Linked DNA regions of Homo sapiens: all the other regions are linked to region 3. A link is a contact called in ENCODE Hi-C or POLR2A ChIA-PET data. All regions are on one chromosome and are shown on one strand. The core of a region is the stretch at or near the end of the contact, and the rest is flanking DNA. Distances in the headings are between cores, read along the strand shown.

Region 1 (3,127 bases), core at 425-2,924, 350 kb before region 3:
AAAAAAAAAAAAAAAAAAGAAAAAAGACCAGGCCGGCTCGGTGAGCCGAGGGGGGCGGATCACTTGAAGTCAGTAGTTCAAGACCAGCCCAGCCAACATGGTGAAACCCCGTCTCTACTAAAAATACAAAAATTAGCCGGGCATGGTGACGCGCACCTGTAATCCCAGCTACTCGGCAGGCTCAGGCAGGAGAGTCGCTTGAATGCGGGAGGTAGAGGTTGCAGTGAACCTAGATCACGCCACTGATCTAGGCTGGGTGACTGTAGCCTGGGTGACAGAGCAAGACTCTGTCTCAAATAAATAAATAAATAAATAAAAGTAAAGACTTCTGCAAAGTGTGTGTGTGTGTGTTTGGGGGTAGTGGGTGGGAAGCGAAAAAGAGGCTTTTTTTTTTTTTTTTTTTGGAGACGAAGTCTCACTCTTGTCACCCAGGGTGGAGTGCAGTGCACCATCTCGGCTCACTGCAACCTCCGCCTCCTGGGTTCAAGCGATTCTCTTCCCTCAGCCTCCCAAGTAGCTGGGATTACAGGCATCCGCCACCATGCCCGGCTAACTTCTGTATTTTTAGTAGAGACGGGGTTTCACCATGTTGGCCAGGCTGGTCTGGAACTCTTGACCTCAGGCGATCCGCCCACCTCTGCCTGCCAAAGTCCTGGGATTACAGGCGTGAGCCACCACGCCCAACCTGAAAAAATTCTTAAATGAAATGACTTTAATTCAATTAAAATTACTAATCCTGTTAATAGAAATAATTTTATTCTTTTTTCTATTGATGTTTGTAAAAAGATTTTTTTTTTTTTTTTGTGAGACAGAGCCTCACTCTGTCGCCCAGGATGGAGTGCAGTGACGCTATCTCGGCTCACTGCAACCTCCGGCTCCCAGGTTCAAGCTATTCTCCTGCCTCAGCCTCCCGAGTAGCTTGGATTACAGGCGTGCGCCACCAAGCCCGGCTAATTTTTTTGGTGTTTTTTGTTTTTGTTTTTGTTTTTTAGTAGAGACAGGGTTTCACCGCGTTGGCCAGGCTGGTCTCTAACTCCTGACCTCAGGTGAACCAGCCGCCTCGGCCTCCCAAAGTGCTGGGATTATAGGTGTGGGCCACCGCTCCAGGCCTGTAGGCTTTTTTATATTTCAGTATTAGGTGCATATCTTTCAAAATAAATAAACATAAGCCAGGCTTTTCCAACTGCGTCCTACACATTCTACAAGATATTAATCATGTGTCAAGAATAAAAAGTGTTGTGTTCAAGTACGTTTGGGAAACATTGCTAGTATATTATTTTCTTCTTAGAGAACCATAGAAAAACTTGAGAGGTTGGCGGGTTGGCGCAAACCAAGACCAAAACTGAACTGCAATCACTACCAAACCCCCACGAGTTTGCCCCTCCCCGCTTGCTAGCCTCAGTCCAGATTCTCCGGAAAAAGAAATCAGTCGTACGGGCTCTCGAAATGACGTACTTCCCGCGCGCCGCGAAGTCCTGATGCCAAGGGGCCAGTCGCGAGGTAAAGGAGGGGTCTCTGAAGTGGGCGTGGCGTCGCTGGAGGCTACTCAGGCGCGGGACTCGTTCTCGAGGCGGGAGCTGAGGTGCGGGGCGGGGCCTCCTGCCCGGCGCCGGCCTGTGGGGAGGCGGGGCGGGGCACAGTCTCTTAACCGTGCAGCCCGCCCCTGACGCCGCCGGTAACTGCGAGAGTCGGGGTCGGTGCGGTTTGATAAGTGGTCGGTTCCTGGAGCTGCGGTCTTCTGCTAGCCTGATCCGCAGCTTCAGCCTCCGCCGCCTCCTCAGCCCTCGGCGCCGCCGCTGGCGCCGCCGCCTGACCCGCAGGCCGCCGCGGGCCGCAGAGCCCATGAGGGCGCGGGCACCGCCGCCGCCTCCGCGGCGTCGCCGTCGTCCCGGAGCGCCCCGGGCTGGCGCGGGCATGGCCGCGGCATGAGCGTGGAGCCGCCGCCGGAGCTGGAGGAGAAGGCGGCGTCGGAGCCCGAGGCGGGAGCCATGCCGGAGAAGCGCGCGGGCGCGCAGGCCGCGGGGAGCACCTGGGTGAGCGCGGGCGCGGGGCCCGGCTGCCTGAATCCCGGGGAGGCTGGGTGGGGTCGCACCCAGGGCCCGCGAGCCCGCCGCTCCGGGCAGGGGCTTCGGCTCTTGGAAAGTCGGTCCTTTTCTGGGGGGGGAGGCGAATTCATCACGAATACAGGTTTTTCCTAGTGACTGCTCATCGCAGACAAAACTTTACAGGATTTGGTTATTGTTTCAAAAGGCGCTAGACATGGGACAGTGAATATAAGTAGTAATTTGGTTATTTCGGAGTTCTCCGTCCCTGTAACAGTTGATAACAGTTTTCCTGGCGCAGTTTCTCTCCAAGTCTACATGGAAAACAGGTAGGGAGCATTTGAATCAGACCGTCGACGGGGAAGTTGGCGGCAGATGCCGGGCAGCGCCTTGCTGCTCCTTCCGTGTTCTCCCGGCGTCGGAGGGGCGGTCCTAGCGATGGGGAGCAGAGTTTCCAGGGGCGTTGCTGGGGACCAGCCGAGGAGCAAGTTAGGCTGGCCTCTTTCTCCAGTTTTACTTTTGCTTGAGGTCGAGATGGCTTCTGACAATGATACAGAAGCAATTGAGCCCTGACTTAACTGGCCTGGTTTCGGCAGAACAGGCCTTGTCTGTGTCAGTGGTTTCATATGGTGCAATATTAAGCCTAGAGGGTTTGTCGTTTCTTCAAGGCCTAAGTTTAAAAAGGATTTTTTTTTTTTGGTCTTAGGACCTGAAATATAGAGAATGTTACAGTGAATAGAAACTGACACAATGGGAAAGTTTTTCCAAAGAAAAGTAGAAATTTTATGGAAATTAAATACATGTTTTTGGCTTTAGATTTTTAGCTTACATATCTGATTTTGTGTTTAGTTGAAGAATGCTAAGTGTTTACATGAACGTATTTGGGGATGTAAATCCCTATTAGTAGGTTGGGAGGGCAGCTGAAGCAGAAGGAGCAGTAGGTAGAACGGATCCGGCAGAGCTGGTTTTTAGTCCTGGTTTTGCCTGAACAGTGCGCACTCTGGACAGGGTATTGAAACAGCCTTGCCCCTCAGTGCCTCCTCTGTAAAATGAGGACTTAGTTGAAGTCCCCTCCCAGCCCAAGT
Region 2 (3,165 bases), core at 295-2,794, 300 kb after region 3:
GCAGCCACTGGCAGCACTGCCTCCATGAGGCCTCGGGAGCATTCTCATTGTTTTCTCCAGGCTGTGCTGTTCTTCCCCTCAGCCTTGAGAGTGACCAGGGATCTCCTAGGCCTAGGGAAACGCCACCTGGTCATTGGCCAGAGCCGTTTCTAGATATGGTATCTGACCCCTGTGTGAGTACCGACTGCCCAAGAGCTGGCAGTAGTTTTGTACTCTGAGCCTGAGCGTGTGGCCCCACGTTCCATGAGGCCTTTGGCCGGTTTGTTTGCCAGAGTGTCTCTGAGAGGAGGGAGAATGTTGGTATGGAGAATAATTTTATTGCTTTCTTCTCAAAATAAAGGAAATACTCAAGGGAATGGTGGGAGGGGAGGGGATAAATATAGCGTTTCCGATTTCCTGCTTCCTCTACTCTTCCACAGCATTTCACTTTTCATACGGTTAGATTTTCATCCTATCGACTTCAGCTAAAAATAATTCCAACCATTTCTATCAGATTGGCCCTCTTATCATACTTGTTATTATTTTGCTTTCCTATTCAAAACCTTTTTTTCCCCTTAGGCCAATGAACTGTTTTACTTTATTAGCTTCATATTTATTTATTTGTTATTGATGGATAATAGGTATACATAGTTTTAGGGTACATGTGATTTAGTACCATCATATAATTTATAAAAATCAAATCATTATATTTGGGATCTCAATCAACTTAAATATTTGTCTTTTCTTTATGCTAGAACCATTCTCAATAGCTTTTCTACAGGGAATAAAAGATGGTCTACAGTGCTCACCTGCTGCACCTGGTGCATGTGTCATGGTCTTATGGCTGGGGCAGTCTTGGTGTCCTGGCTTTTGGATGGTCAGAAATTCTGGCTTGTCCTTGTTCTTCCTTCTCCCGTGATCCATTTTCCCAGCAGAGGCCATTACATATGCTGGTGTCCCCCTACTCCTTCCAGCCTTCTGTTAACAGATACTGTCAGCCCACAGCCACTGCAGACGTGGCCCATTGCTACTTCCTTGTCCACAGCAACAGTGCTGGATACGGCTCAGTGCCTTGTCAGACAGACAAGAGTTGTTGATGAGTCTGCAAAGCAGAGCTGGTAGGTTAGCTGCCAGAGCTGACCCCACTGAGCAAAGCAGTGAGTTTAGTAGGTACTTGGCAAAAGTTAATTCATCAGGAGTTGGGAGAAAAGGTGCAAGAAAGGTCGTCTTAGATTATTGGGCATGGGCTGCCTGCTTACCACATTGGTATTTTCGTTTTGTATAATTATTAAGTTGATAGTGATTTTAACAAATAAAACATAACTTTGAAGTTTGGGAGGTAAGTGACTTGTGTAAGGTTTTAGGTTACATGAGCTAAAGATAAGAATTTCTGTAGTGTCATTTCCTAATTGTTCAGAGTGCCCATTATGCTTAGCCTAGGTGTCTTGCTTGGGTTAGCCCATTCTAAAAGTCGTGTGTTCCTAGGGCAGTGGTCATGATCATCACTGGACTCTGCCAGTTCCCAGGCCCCAGCACTGCCTCCGCCGGCAGCAAGCAGTAATAAGTAAGCTCCGAGTGGTTAAGCCTAATAGGGCTGTGACCCAGTTTGAACTCCGTAATGAGGAAAGAGCAGATTTATTTGCTCCCCTGCATGCGTCCCTCCCCCGTGTTCCTTTATTATCTTTAGAGGAAATTGAATAGCAAAATTCTGCATTCTCATAATGCTAATGGACTGATGTCATCTTTTCCACTCTGAAGTCAAGAAAGTAAGAGAAAACCGGAATATAGATTTAACACTTCATAGCTACCCAGGGCTTCAGCACAGGTTCTTTCTGTGTATATATATGTTTTTAACAACTTTAAGGCGTAATTTACGTGCCATAAACAATTCACTGATTTTAAGTAAGTTAGCTAAGTTGTGCAACCATCACCACAATCTAGTTTTAAAACATTTCCATCATCCCAGAGAAACCCCTGGCATCCATCACTAATCACTGCCTATTTCCCCCTCTCCTCATCCCTAGGCAACCTGTAAATCTACTTCTTGTTTCTGTAGATTTGCAGTTTCTGGACATTTCATATCAGTGGAATCATATAATACATGGTCTTACGTGTTTGTTTTCTTTCACTTAGCATAACGTATTGAGGTGCATGCATGTCGCAGTGTGTATCGCTGTGTTCCCTTTATTCCTGGACAGTATTCCATTTTATGGTTACACCACATTTTATCTGTCTGTTCACCAGTTGATGCACATTTGGGTTATTTCCAGTTTAGGGCTGTAGTAATGCTGCAGTAAGTACAGATGAGTTGTTAAATGAACATATGCTTTTACCTCTCTCCGATAGATGACCTAGGAGTCACGTAAGTTGAGTAAATTTATATGAGCAGTTGAGTAAATGGAGTGATTTAAGAAGCCTAGATTGTTTTCCAAAGTGGCTATACCACATTACCTTCCCACCAGTGATGAACAAGGGTCCCAGTTTCTCCACATCTTTGCCATGAGCTATAAGGAATATAACCTTAACTGTTGACTTGTTTTATATTCTTAGGTACAGAAGAAAGCTAGGAACTATTTTAAGGTATTTACAGTTTTTCAAGCATTGTTAACACATGTTAATTAAAACTGTAGGGTGGGAGTGGTGGCTCACGCTTGTAATCCCAGTACTTTGGGAGCTGAGGCGGGTGGATCGCTTGAACCTAGGAGTTCGAGACCAGCCTGGGCAACATGGCGAAACCCCATCTCTATAAAAAAATACAAAAGTTAGCTGGATACGGTGGCATGCACCTGTGGTTCCAGCTACTTGGGAGGCTGAGGTGGGAGGATCGCTTGAGCCCAGGAGTTCAAGGCTGCAGTGAGCTGTGACCACACCACTATACCCCAGTGTGGGTGACAGAGCCAGAGTGAGACCCTGTCTCAAAAAATAATAAAATAAAATAGAATAATAAAATAAATAAACTTGTAGTCTTTGATGCCTATCCTCCCTACTCTCTAGGTTCTACCACCAGTCATGCATGCAACAGTTAAACACATTCCATTTAATTATGTTTTTTTCTTGTGGACTTGATATAAAGTATTGAGTTGATGTGTGTATGTGATATTGTCTAAATTAAATTTACTTTGAGGAGTGATGTTTTTGGTATTTTGAATTCTTTTTTTTAGTTCTGTTACTCAAACCAATGTTTGT
Region 3 (3,309 bases), core at 488-2,987:
CAGGAAAAGGGAAAGTGGAAGCCAGTGATAGAAACTGAGGAAAGATAGGTGACAGGAGAACCTAGAGGACTGACTTGGAAACAAGCAAAGAAATCAAGTTTGAAAGGAGGTGAAACAAACCTTGTTTTAGCTATATGATCCAGCTATTTGCTTAGGCCCCAAATTTAAGAATTATTTTTGACACTTTTCTTTTCCTTATCTCCCTTATCTAAACTCATCTCCAAGTCTGTCACATCTACCTCAGAATTATTCCTGAAATTTGTCCATTTCTATCATTTCTTACCTGCTCATTGCAAAAGCAACTCTTCTCTTTGCATCCTTTTAAATTGTTTCTCAAAAGTTTCATGTATACACAGCAGCTAGCAGGGTGATGTTATAAAACTAGATCCTGTCACTTACGTGTTGATAACTCTTCACTAGTTTCCCCTTACACTTCGAATAAACTCGTATTCCTCACAGGAACCCAGAGAGTCTGTGCATGATGGGGACTCTCCTTGCCTTCTTGATCTCATCCTCTGTTCTTCCCATGACCTACTTTCTCACTTTCTCCAAGGCACCACATTCTGCCCCTTCCCTATTGCTTGCTCACATGTAGATTCTTCTCTTGGCTGTTCTTTCCTTAGCTCTCCACAGAGTTGGCTGCTTCTCAGTTTACTGAACCTCTTCAGAGGGCACTTTCTTGACATCTCAAATCAAAAGGTCACCTGTCTTCCTTTAATTTCTCAGCAACTTATTTTCCTTCTACTTTTTTTTTTTTTTTTGAGATGGAGTCTCGCTGTCGCCCAGGTTGGAGTGCAGTGGCGCGATCTCGGCTCACTGCAGGCTCCGCCCCCCGGGGTTCCCGCCATTCTCCTGCCTCAGCCTCCCGAGTAGCTGGGACTACAGGCGCCCACCACCTCGCCCGGCTAATTTTTTGTATTTTTAGTAGAGACGGGGTTTCACCGTGTTAGCCAGGATGGTCTCGATCTCCTGACTTTGTGATCCGCCTGCCTCGGCCTCCCAAAGTGCTGGGATTACAAGCGTGAGCCACCGCGCCCGGCCTTTCCTTCTACATTTAATGTTTGCTTTCTCAACTAGAAAGTAATCCCCATGAGGGAAGGCACAGCGTCTGTCTTGTTCCTGGTTGTTTCCCCAGCTTTTGTTAAGGGTGCTTGCCTGGCACACAGGAGGACCTTAAATTGTGGTGGAATTAATATGTGAACAATAGTCACATGCAGCAGAGGTGAGACTAGGCTAAGGAATAAAATTGCACATCTGTATTTCAGTAACTTTTTTTAAATTTTATTTGAAACAGGGTCTTGCTCTGTGGCTCAGGGTGGAGTGTAGTGGCACGTTCATAGCTCATTGCAGCCTCGAACTCCTGGACCTAAGCAATCCTCCTGCCTCAGCCTCCATAGTAGCTGGACCACAGGTGCACGCCACCACACTCGGCTAATTTTTTAATTTTTTTGTAGAGACGGGGCCTCCCCAGGTTGCCCAGGCTGGTGATTTTTTTCTTAAGCTTCATAAAGATTTTGCAATTAGGAATACTAGGGTACCAGGGCAACTCTACAAGCCCTAGCCAGCCAAGCTGCTCGCGCCCTCCTATGACCGCGGCAGCTCCGCGCCTGCGCAGATCTCCCCCGGGCGGTCTCGCCCTCTCATCCTAAGGGGGCGGGCCTAGCGGAAGGCGGGTCAGGCAGAATGCGGCCCCGGGCGCGTGTGGATGACGTCACCCGGCGCGTGCCGGGGTAGCCCGTAGTAACCCCGAGTCTGCGGAAGTGGTGACCCGTGGGACGCGGCTGAGACAGGTAACCTGTTCGCTCCCTGTTGGGTCCCTGCCTTCCTCTCCTCCGGCGTCGGGATGGCGGCGGGGACAGCATCATTCCGTTCTGAAGGCGACGGGGAACCCTCCCTTACCCTCACTTTTGCTCGACCAGCGAGGACCCGCATCCCCTCCTCAGTTCTCCCAGACTCCTGGGGCTGAAACCCATCCTGGGGACTGGGCGGAGCGGTCACATCTTACCACCTCAGCTGTAGAGGTGGCCACGGGCTCTGGCTGTCTTCTCCCCGGCGGCACAGACCTTTCTCAGCCTCTGGGTGCCTCCTCCTTCGTCTCTTGCCTCCAGGCCCTCGGTCACCTGCCGGTCTCGGCTTCTAGCCCCACAGGGCTCATCTCCAGTCTTAAGTAGGCAGAACAGTTTCGATTCGATTCATTTCCACTTGCAGTGAAACCCATCCGCCTCTTCTTCCCCCGGAGGATCTTTACTGAGAGCACCACATTTTGAGTTTTGGGGTCCCTATAGAACATTCATACTGTTAGTCTGGAGTTTTGTTCATGAACGCATGCATGGGCGGGGAGGGGGTGGCACAGTAATGTGATTATGATTATCTATTGTGATAATAAAATATCCACTTAGGATCCAATCCACTGTTGAGATGCATGGAACAGTTAATAGCATTGCATAAAATGCCCCTTGTACCTGATTTCTTTTTGGTTTTCGTGCAATGATGACAATTACCCTTGCAAAGGTAGCCCTCAAAATAAGTAACATAACCCGCTAGGGATGTTTAGATCGCAAAAAAACAACAATAAGGTTCATATGGTTGATAAAGAAATAATATGGGTTATTACAAAACCAGACAGAATAGATGCTGAGTATATGGGACGAGAAGCAGAATTCTGAAATCCTTGATCTCATTGATTGTTTGGTTTTGTATTTTTAAAATACTTTTAGTCTGTTCCATTTTTGAATAGTGTATATTGTGCTTCGTATAAGTCTGGGAAGCCTTCCAATGACTTGCTAATTGGGAAGATTAGATTCTTCCAATATTTGGGGGACAAAGTAGAATAAGGTTAGGGTATAATAATAGTTGCTTACTGTTGGCCCATCTGCTTTATCCCAGGTACTGTGTTCAACACTTTGCATATGTTTTCTCCTTACTTCATACAACCACCTCGTGAGTTAGGAATTATTACCCCCAATTTATAGAGAAGGAAATTGAGTTTCGGTTATATGAAATTGACTTGCTAAAAATTCACAGTTAACTAAATGGCAAAATCAAGATTTAAATTCAGGTCTGAATATAACTTCAAAGCCTGCACTTTTCTTAAAGGACTCTACTAATGCTCAAATTTTAGGCTTTTTACAATAGTTGCACACAATTTTATGAGTTTGTTCACCTACACAAATGATTTAACACTTTTTAATATCTTTAATACTGTGTTAAGTTCCCATATTCCTGGAGTTAAAACACCTGGAAAGCTTAATTTGTGATCCTTCCTGCGTGCGCGCATGCACACACACACACACACACACACACACACAC

The links. A loop is a pair of places that touch in the nucleus more often than their neighbours do. ChIA-PET counts read pairs that join two places held with the same protein, here RNA polymerase II (POLR2A). Pooled maps may share reads with other maps.
Region 1: a map of gastrocnemius medialis shows a loop between it and region 3 (10-fold over the local background). The contact joins the promoter of SLC71A2 here to the promoter of AOPEP in region 3. A Hi-C loop is called at or near these places in 3 of 168 maps with a recorded cell type or tissue (CD4-positive, alpha-beta T cell, CD8-positive, alpha-beta T cell and gastrocnemius medialis), 5 of 37 single-sample maps with no recorded cell type and 9 of 50 pooled maps.
Region 2: a pooled map shows a loop between it and region 3 (3-fold over the local background). The contact joins the enhancer-like site here to the promoter of AOPEP in region 3. A Hi-C loop is called at or near these places in 1 of 168 maps with a recorded cell type or tissue (MCF 10A) and 3 of 50 pooled maps. POLR2A ChIA-PET finds 5 or more read pairs at or near these places in 2 of 52 experiments (A549 and HEK293).

What each region holds. Positions count from the first base shown.
Region 1 is chr9:94,372,895-94,376,021 of GRCh38, forward strand. It overlaps SLC71A2 (solute carrier family 71 member 2), which reads left to right and starts at 1,675. Exons shown (of 12, transcript NM_032558.3): 1 at 1,675-2,033. The coding sequence starts at 1,926. RefSeq lists enhancers at 1,443-1,944, 1,945-2,444 and a silencer at 1,494-1,893.
Region 2 is chr9:95,024,372-95,027,536 of GRCh38, forward strand. All of the region lies in intron 13 of AOPEP (aminopeptidase O (putative)), which reads left to right. Among named protein-coding and RNA genes, the nearest start is that of MIR6081, 39 kb to the right of the region's middle. RefSeq lists an enhancer at 1-107. Within about 2 kb of position 1,545, at least 26 of the 41 ENCODE cell types and tissues checked have a DNase peak (open chromatin) inside an H3K27ac peak, as active enhancers do.
Region 3 is chr9:94,724,962-94,728,270 of GRCh38, forward strand. It overlaps AOPEP (aminopeptidase O (putative)), which reads left to right and starts at 1,738. Exons shown (of 17, transcript NM_001193329.3): 1 at 1,738-1,790. RefSeq lists enhancers at 1,350-1,519, 1,465-2,007, 1,530-2,009.